Regions from separate parts of the Mus musculus genome. Here region 2 is linked to region 1. A link is a loop called in an ENCODE intact Hi-C map of the cell type or tissue named here. Cell type or tissue: left cerebral cortex. All regions are shown on one strand.

Region 1 (5,000 bases):
TCCATGGCTGCCTCCTCTGCTCTCCGCTGCTATCTGCTTTTCTGTGTCTCTATCTCTCCTCCTCTCTGTCTCTCTCAGTCTCTTTCCTCTATGCCTCTCTTTCCTCACTGTCTCTCTATCTCTGTCTGTCTCTATCTGTTTCTGACTTTCTCTGTCCCTGGCTGTGTTTTCATGTCTCTGACCTTTACCCTTTCTTTGTCTCTCAGTCTGTGTCTCCCTCTGTTGCTGTCTCTCAGTCTGTCTTGTTTTTCCGTTTCTGTCTCACTCTCTGTCACTCACTCAACCTGTCTGTCTCTGACCTTGCCTCTCCATTGCTATCTCCTCTAGTCTCTCTCTTCCTCTCTCTACCTCTCCTTTCTCCAAGATCACACAGCCAGACAACAATCTAATCTGACCTGGTCATCATTCTGGACTTGGATCTGAGCCAGCCCTGTCCATGTCCCCTGACCATGGCTATTCTGTAATCTTGGCACTCCCTGCCCCTGTGAGTAGGGACACTTGGAAACGATTCTCCCTTTGGTGTTGAGCCAGCTTTGGTGGAACTTCCCAACTCCCACACTGACCCTGGCTCACCTGATGGGCGCTGACTCGTCACCTCGGTCCAGCCAGTCCTGCGGAGGGATGATATACATGCACCACAGGCCCCAGTTGTAGCCGTGGGCGGCGCTGGCGTACTGCTGTACCTCAAACGTGCTGTACTTGATGTTGTCGATGGCTGGCAGGATGATGCGCCGGCGGTCCTCCTGGATCCGTGCGAGGGCGGGCTCAGCCCTGGGAAAGGTACTGGCAATGAACAAGAGCCTCCCAAACCCCCCTCGGCAGCCCAAGGAAGGAGCCCCACTGGCCATGAGTTCAGACCCTTCAGCTGGGCCTGGTATCTAGCTGAGCGTAGGACCCAGTCAGTCATGGTAGACTTGGATTACTAGGAAGGGCTAACCCACAATACTGCCCTGACCCAAGCCTGGTCACCTCCATGGGTCAGCTAGGGCCCTGGGACTACACAGAGAGACTTCTTAGCCTAAACCTACTCTTCCTTCTATTCCTGTACCTGTGGTAAATATGTCCATTTTCAAATGTTAACTGAAGATCTGTTGTGGGCCACACTTACTGTAACAGATTGCATTCATAAAATTAAAAGGAAAAAAATTATCCACGCCTCATGGTGCTTACATATACTGCGTGCGATGCACAGCCTACACAACAGACCGTGGTTAGGGGGATGAGGGTGACGAGGCTTGGGTAGAGGATGTGTGGGAGGGGAAAGGCGCTATGGAAAACAGGAAGCGGTGAGCGGGGTGAGCGCTGAGTTCTAGATGATACCCAGGGAGGAGTACTCTGAGTACTGAGTGGGAGGATGCTAGGGAGCGTGGATGCACAGACAGAGCAACTTCACCAGCCATCTGCACATGTCCAGTATGCATGGGGATGGGCCATAGGAGAGAAGGGCAAGAGAGGCTCTAAAGGCCAAGGCAGCAGGTATTCAATCCATGACATCAGCTGGGCTGGTGCCTATGCAGTGTCTTGGAGGGGACAGGGACAGCCCCAGCCTTTAAAGACATATTATCTACCACAAGGACAAGGTCAAAGACATGTAATCTACCCACAAGGTAGAGAGCTGTATCCAAACTGGGTTCACCTAAGATCTGAGATTGAGGTGACTAGTGGATTGAGGGTCTGTGTGCTACAGCAATGGAAGGATAAGGAGTCAGGGCCGTATGGGGAGGGCCCATCACCTTATTCTGTCAGGGGCAGGCTTGTCCCTCTAGGTGAGCCTCTATTGACCTACCTCATCATCAATGAATGAACAAAGCCCACCAGAGACACTGCAAATGCTGTTTCTGCCATTTCTGTAGGATCTGCAATAAAGGCCATGCTAGGAGCATACTATTCCCAGGTAGTGGGGATTCCAATAATGAAATTATGAAAATGAGAGTCATGTAGGTAAAATGCATGTAGTCATGCATTCTGGCTGATAAATTCAGCTCTCCTAAGTGCCTACTATACTCAGGGAGATGATGGTAGATAGTGTCGGCTGTTGTAACGGTGCACAACCCACACCACAGTACGAGGAGACTCTAGCGGAAGGGTAGCTGGTGACGTGTGATTCGAGGATGTGACAGAAAGATGAAAGAGAGAAGAGCCGCATCACAGAGTGGCAGAGGAGGGAGGCATGGGAGTATGGAGAACAGAAGGAGGCAGGACTGTCAAACACCCGTTGAGCACAACCATCTGAGTCATAGCCAGGGTATTTGAGATAGCTGAGGTATCATGGTAGCTCTACAAGACAAGCTGCCTCCAAGGCAGCCTGTCTGACAAGCCAAAATGGGTGAATCAGGAAATGCTGTTCTACTATCAGGAGCTAAATATATCCAGAAACCCCCAGTTCCCTGGGGACCCTCAGGGGCTCTGGGACCACACACGGGTGGGTAGTTCCACACACTTGTGCACTGAGCCCCTCTGTAGCTCTCAGGCCCCCAACCCCAAGGTTGGCACCATGATGAATTTCTCTACTTAAAAAACGAGTTGGTGGGCCAGTGAGATGGCTCAAAAGGGAGAGGTGCTTGCTGACAAGCCTGAATTCAATCCCTGGGACCCACATAGTAGAGAGAGAGAATTGATCCCTCTAACTTGTGCTCTGATCGCCACACGTACACTGTGGTGTGCTCCTGTGTGTGTGCTCACAATAAACAAAAAGCAACTTAAATTTCTTTTTTAAATGTTGGAGAAGGGCTGGAGAGATATCTCAGTGGTTAAGAGCATTGTCTGTTCTTCCAAAGGACTTAAGGTCAGCACCCAGTAACCACATGGTGGCTCACAACCATCTATAATGGGATCTGATGCCTTCTTCTGGCATGCAGGTGTACATGCAGATAGAACACTCATATACATAAAATAAATATATACATTTTAAAAAGGTGGGAGAAGTAATACAAAACTCTGCGTTTTTGTTTCTCCTGGAAATAGACAACTGGATGTTCCCAGTAACTTGGTCCTGTGTGGTTCCTTCACTGTTGTCTTAGTTAGGGTTTTACTGCTGTAAACCATGACCAAGATATCCCTTATAAGGATGACATTTAATTGGGGCTGGCTTACAGGTTCAGAGGTTCAGTCCATTATCATCAAGGCAGGAGCATGGTGCAAGAGGAGCTGAGAGTTCTACATCTTCATCTGAAGACTGCTAGCAGAAGACTTGCTTCCAGGCAGCTAGAAGGAGGGACTTGAAGCCCATGCCCACAGTGACACACCTACTTCAACAGGGCCACACCCACTAATAGTGCCAATCCCTGGGCCAAGCATATACAAACCATCATAATCCACTTCTTGGCCCCCATAGGCTTGTGAAGCCATACCTATCCATAACAAAATAAAAAATACATTTAGTCCAACTTCCAAAGCCACCATAGTCTATACCAGTCTCAAAAATGTTAAAAGTCCAAAATTCAGAGATCATTTAACTGTAATTCCCAAAGCAAGACAGGAAACTAGCTGGGCAAACCCCGAACTCTGCATCTCCATGTCTGATGTCAAAGCAGTCTTCAGATCTCCAACTTTTTCATCTTTGTTGACTGCAACAAACTTTCTCCTGTGCTGGTTCCACTCCCTGTTAGTAGTTTTCCTCAGCAGATAGCCTAAGGCATTGGCATCTTGAACATCTTGGGGTCTCCAAGGCAACTTCAATGTTACAGCTTCTTGTTTCAATTTCTGGGATACACACGTGATATTCTGGGCTTCTCCAAAGGGCTGGCGTCACTTCTCCATCTCTGCCCTCTGCACTCAAAGCTCAGGTTGATCCACTCCACTGCTGCTGCTGTTCTTGGTGATCATCCCGTGTTACTGGCATCTCCAATACAATGGGGTCTTCCACTACAACTAGACTTCACCAACAGCCTCTCATAGGCTCTCTTTATATTGCTGAGCTGCAAATCCTTTGCATGACCCGTTCAGTCCAGGGCTGTCAACTGCAACTGAGGCTGCACCTTCACCAATAGCTTCCCATGGCCTCTCACAGTGCCAAGTCTCAACTGTTCTTCATGATGCCTTCATGCCTTCAAAACCAGTACGACCTGGGTGTCTCTTATACATTACCAAGTCCAGCTGCAGCATGAGGTACATACAAGCTTAGCTATCTCTGGAACACAGCTTCTTTGCACTCTCAGAAAACACTTCCCAGATGATTTCACCTCAGTGATGCTGTTCTCTTCTTAACCAGGGATAATTTCTTAGCTCCAGCTAACCAGCATCAATTGTCCCAGTAGTCTCTTCAATTTCTCACTCTAAGACCAGAGCCAAATGGATGAAACTGCTGAGTTCTGCTGCTTGCTAGGGCTGGAACATGGCTCCATTGTTCTATTACATTATTGCTTTCTGTTTTCCAGCTTCTTCACTGCCTAAGCTCGGCAATCCTGGAACTTGCTTGGTAGATTGACCTTGAACCCAGAGATCTGCATGGCTCTGTCTCCTGAATGCTAGGTATGTACCACCACACCTAGACTTAAGCTTTTCTTCACCTAGAACCTGCTCTGTCCTAGGCTGGCCTTGAACTCAGAAAACTGCTTGCCTTTGCCTCTTGGGATTAAAGGCTTATATTACTATGCCTGCACCTAAACTTAGCTGGGTTGGAACTTGCCCCAACGTCACTACTCCCTTAATTCAATTTAATATCCTTGAACACAGGATTCAGCTTCATTTCGCTTCCTGGTGCTCCTTTAATACTTGAACCATACATTTTCTATTTTTCCTTTCTCAAGTTGCTATGCTTGTTTAAAATGCTCTTCACGAGACTTAACCAGAGAACAAAGTCTATGATGAGCATTTCTGAGACTTCCTTTGTCAATGCAATTAATCTGAATCTCTTCACTTTAGCCTCAGGCAGACTCTTCAGATAATGGTAAAAAGCAGCCACATTTTTTTTTTTTAACTGAAGCACAACAAAACAGTTTTTACTCCATACATTGAAATTCTCCTCTGAAACCTCTTGGGCCAGGTCTGCACAATTCAAA
Region 2 (5,000 bases), 50 kb after region 1:
CTAAGCTTATGAATCAGAGAGGAGGGCATGGCTGTTTCAGCCCAGAGAAGGAAAAGAAAAGGGAAGGGATTTAGTGAGGGGTGGAGGAAAAGGTACTATAAAGGAAAGGTGACGAAAGGAGGGAATGGGAGAAGAGAAGCAAGAAGCTGTCAGGAGCGTGGGAGCAGGGAGGAGATAAGCCAGAGGGAAGAACTTCATTCTGCCCGTCTCAATGTCAGGAAAGGTGATCGAGGGTCCCAGCTTTCCTTTCACCAAATACTGGCCCCTCTTGTCCTTGGGGAACTAGGGAAGGAAACAGCACATGAGGCTGGCCGGCCAGCGTGATGTTACACAAGCGCAAACGGTGCCAATGTTTTTATATAATCCTCTGGTTCGCCCCATAAAACAGACCATAACACCCTGGCAAATACACTTCAATAAAGCTCCGTGCTATTACGGGACCCAGCGTCTTCCAGAAGATGAATCACACTTGGTGGCGAGGCCAAGCCACTGCTCCAACTCAACTTTCTTCCTCTGAGCCTTCAGCTGAGTGGCTGATGGAGAAGCCACAGGGCTGGTCAGGATGGCTAGGGGGTCCAGGAGCTGCTGGGGGGGGGTTGTTATCTGAGGATACCCGAGCCACCTGGAACCCAGATGGCACTTGCCTGGAACCCAGTTCTCTCAGGAGACCCCAGTGACCCTTAAAACTTTTGACCTGAGCCCTGATGAAGATGCCCACCCAACCTAGTCACTGCCTAGTGAAGCCAGTTCCTAGCACTTGCAGAAAGAGGTTTGCTGGGGCTGTTTCGCAGAACAGAAGCCTGCTGGAGCTGCAGGCATGCACCAATTGTCTCCTTCCTGAAGCCTAACAAAGCTGTCCTTGGGGACAGAGCTGGTGCATTCATCCTACACCCAAAATGTAAAATATTCCATTCCCAACAGCTACAACCATCCACTGTGACCTGCTGTGACAAAGATGCTGAGTTCCCTCTTTTCCTCACAGAAAAGCAAAGAGGTCACCAGAAGCAGAAACTTTGGTGCCTCAGAGGTTCCCAGGCACCCTGACCTCAGTCCACGTGAACACTCCGCTCCTACCCAGTTCTGCTGGACACTTGACTCCATCTCTCCACACAGCACCAGTGGTGCCTTCCGTTTCTCCCACAACAGAACTTTCTGCAGGAGCCCTGAGCATCCTTGAAAGGTGGCTCTCCAGGCCAGAGGTCACACTGTAATAGACAAGACACGCACTGTGCCATGCAGAGGAAGATGGGATCAATCACTTTTAGATGGGCAGTAATCACCCCCTCCTTCCGTATCTCCAGGGAGAGGAGTGAGTCCGGTCTAAACCCACAGCTTGGAAAGGCTCTCTGGGTCCTTGCAGGGAACCTCGGTGTCACCTTCACCCTCACAGCTTTGTAAGGTACCTCTGGTTCCTGAATGTGAACCTAGGCACGGTCTGGACCTCCCTCACTGTGGATCTAGGTATTGCCTGAGCCCCTCACTACCCTTCTGCCAACTCCTCAGAGGCTCTTCCTTGAGAAGTTAGAGTTCTCTTGGGTAGTAACTTTGGAGGCATTATGCGGGAGGCAAGGGACAGTTCCCAAGTGTTCACAGGATGAGTAGATAATGCAGTCGCTCTATTACCGCCGCCCTCTGCCAATGAAGGCCTCCAGCATTTCCTCTACAGGACCCAGGGTAGCTTCCACTCGGGACCCTGGAAGATATTGTGGGATGGGTGTGGACAGCCACTCCTGGATAGAGTAGTGTCCTAACACGGGACCCTGCCTCCCCTCCATCCCGCGGCTCACCATTCAGCTGGTTGTAGACCACCTCCTCCAGATGGTCCAGGCGCTGTAGGATGGCCTCACGGTCGGCCAGAGCACTCGCCTTGGATAGCCGATTGCGCATCCGGCGGTCGGTGCCTCGCACGACCTGCACCAGCGCCTCAGAACGGTCCTGCAGGCGGCAGTACACCGAGAAGAGAATGATGCCCACGAACACCAGGATGTTGACCGTCAGCAAAGTTTTGATCTTCCTGGCCACCGCCATGAGCGCGGCTCGGACGGGGCCGCCTCACCCGCCGGGCATCCCCGGGGCCCCGGGGCCGCAGGAGCCTGGGAGCGGCCGGCCGCGGTGGGGACCATGGGCTGGGCAAGGGCGGGAGCTGTTCTTTCAGCACCACCGCGCGGGCTCCACGAGCCAGGCCGCCGCGACCCGCCCTTCTTCAGCGCGCAGAAACCGTCCGGGGATGCGGGTACAGGGCGCCGCCCGCATAGTCAGCAGGGCCCGCCCGCCGGGAGCTTCCTGGGCCGGGAGGCAGCGCGAGGCCTTAGCTGCTGCGTCCCGCTCCTGCGCGCCCCGATCGCTCCTGCGCGCCCCGCTCCTGTGCGCTCGGCTCCTGCGCGCCCCGCTCCTGCGCGCCCCGAAACCACGGCGCCGGTGCGCAGTGACGCGGCCTGCGCTCATCAGCATGCACGCGGCGCCCGCTGCCCCGCCCGCCGCCCCAAACCGATCCCGCGCGCCACCCCTGGCCAGGATAGGCCCACGTGGAGCGAGGCCCAGGGCGCGGCACCACTCCGAGCTTCAGACCGCCCTCCGCGCCTGGGCTTATTTTAGGGGACAAAACCCAGACTTGACCCCTAGGAACACGAAGCCTTAGGGAACGCCGGTCAGGACTGTGCTGTGGGGTGCACGCTGGGGTGTGGTGAGGTGCCTTTGTGCAGTAATGAGTCAGAGCCACCTAGATTTGCCTGCCCACCGCTCCTTGTCAAACCTAACCTGATTGGTTGCCCTCTTCTGGGACCAAAGGATAAGAAAGGAGAGTAGAGTAGGCTGTAGATTGAGCGATCCTATTGTAGCATCAGGCCAAACAAATAAAGGAAACACAAATCTTGACCAGGTGTCCCAAGTCCTCAGAGTTCAGGTGCACGCTCAGCCAGAAGAAAAACAACAAACACCTGCCCCTCCATCTCTAATTTAGCCCCAAACAAACAGTTGTAGATGAGACTGCTGGGATCAGAGGAGAGATGGCAGAAGTCACACAGCCTGGGCTGTGAGCCTGAATCACACAGACTGTGAGCTTCTCCTTTATACCTGGCTACCACTGAATCTACAGTGCCTGAAATGGTTTCTGACACGTAGCTGGTACTTAGCAAATATTTGTGGAATGAATAAATGATGGAGCATTTCCGAGGAGCTTACTTTGTGGTGGGCTCTGCTCATAGAAGGACAAGGTCTGTGGGACTTTGTAGCTCTTGGTTCAGCATGAGTATTTGTGCATGCATGTATCTCGTGTGTGTGCGCACACATATATCATGTATAAGCATGCACGTTTATGCGTTCACTGTGTATGTGCCCATGTGTTTGCATATGTGTTCATGGATATGTGCTTGTGTCTGTGTTACACATGTGTTTCTGCGTTCGTAACTTTCCTTTGTATATGAATGTGCACATGTACAAAGTGTGTCTGATATGTCTCTACATGTTGTATATGTGTGTGCATATACGTGGGATGTCTTCATAATGTACAAGCACATGAGTAGTATGTGATGTGTCTGCATGTGGGTGCATATATATGCATACATGTGCTGTGTCCTTGTGATTATCCACGTGTGCTATGTGTATGTGATACATGTGTGTGTTTGTATGTTCACAGTGTGCAGTTTCTATGTATATATGTGTGTGTGTGTATGTCCATGTCATATCTGTTCACATTCGGGGGAATGGGTAGAGGCTTTGGCTCTTGGTTCAGGCATTCTTTTCCACACTGTCTTCTCCACAAGCCAATGTGTTCTGTGTAGCTTAGAGACATCCAACTTCTCAGTGGAAGCAGCGGGAATAAAAGCCACACTGCTTCTTTTCTAAGTCTCTCCTTCCTGTCAAAGAAAATGTGGCCTGTGTAGTGACACACACAGGTAGGATTTGCTGAAGGAGGCAGAGGCAGGAGAAATCATGAGTTTAAGGCCACTCGGGTCTACAGAGTGGGTTCCTGAACAGCTAGAGCTACACAGAGAAACCCTGTCTCTAAAAATTAAAAAGAAAGAAGAAAAAAGAAATTGCCGGAGTCTAACGCCTGCAGATTTTAAATCCCCAGGGACGTAGATGTGGTGTTGGCACAATGAAGGTGACCACAAGCTTGTTGTACAGAAGGCTCTGGATACCTCAAGCTTCTCTGTATTTATTTCATTTCAAAGTCATAAAACATACAGTTTCAATTTTATTTCCTCAAACATGTTCCAAGAAACCAGATCAAAATTCTCTGCAGTTTTCTCTGTAAGTTTCTCTCTCGTATGCTTTATTTTCCCCAGGCAGATATTTAAACTTACAGGCTCATAATTAAGCACATCTCTGTGATCATTGTGGTTGGCACTGTGTCTTAAACACCTACCACAAGCTTTTATCCAAATCTACAAGGACAATATCTTTATTTCTGTCCCGAACAATCACTGCCATAATAAAATTTATTCCACTGGCACTAAATCTGGTTGAATCTTGACCAACCTTTTCTATTTTCTAACTACTTCGGGTTTTGGCATCTACATAGATGAGTTCCTGAACTAATGTCTTCATATCCGTGTGTATTCATTAACTTCCCTAATCCATTCTTGCAAGGGCTACTTTCTCAGTCAGTGTGCATTATGCACCATTCTGAGAATAATTATGTGCCCCGGGGAGACTGCATGATTTCTATTCCATTTGTCATAAAGATTTCTCTAAGTTTTCAGTTGATTCAATAATCATTATTTCAATTCCATCATATGTTTTTAATAAACCCACCTTATAATTATTAAGAGATTTCTATTATGCAATTACCTCACCCAAATACAGACAAAAAATGATAGAAAAGGCTACCAAGAGGATATATACTGTTATACTAGAGGAAAGGGATTGCCCCACAGCCAGTCCAGGAAAGACAGCTGAGGTTGCAGATTCTGTCACACTGGCCAGGGGTACAGGAGATGTTCCTTGGATGTTTCCCACAGGGAGAGCCATCCTCAAAGTATTCAGACGATGCTTTCTGG

The links. A loop is a pair of places that touch in the nucleus more often than their neighbours do. Peaks named below come from ENCODE experiments on the same cell type or tissue, not always from the same donor. Only the 100,000 strongest peaks of a DNase experiment are listed, where the experiment ranks them.
Region 2: a loop joins it to region 1, with 2.9 times the contacts of the local background. A loop is called at or near these places in 2 of 42 quality-filtered maps.

Annotation. Positions count from the first base shown.
Region 1 is chr5:110,591,837-110,596,836 of GRCm38, reverse strand. Galnt9 (polypeptide N-acetylgalactosaminyltransferase 9) reads right to left here. Exons shown (of 11, transcript NM_198306.3): 5 at 574-771. Among named protein-coding and RNA genes, the nearest start is that of Galnt9, 50 kb to the right of the region's middle. In left cerebral cortex, no CTCF peak of the experiment used is centred here; DNase peaks (open chromatin) are centred at 729, 1,240 and 2,137.
Region 2 is chr5:110,541,730-110,546,729 of GRCm38, reverse strand. Galnt9 (polypeptide N-acetylgalactosaminyltransferase 9) reads right to left here and starts at 2,375. Exons shown (of 11, transcript NM_198306.3): 1 at 1,788-2,375. The coding sequence starts at 2,028. In left cerebral cortex, a CTCF peak has its summit at 1,948; DNase peaks (open chromatin) are centred at 788, 1,652, 1,937, 2,445 and 1 more place; H3K4me3 peaks cover 2,844 bases; H3K27ac peaks cover 2,604 bases.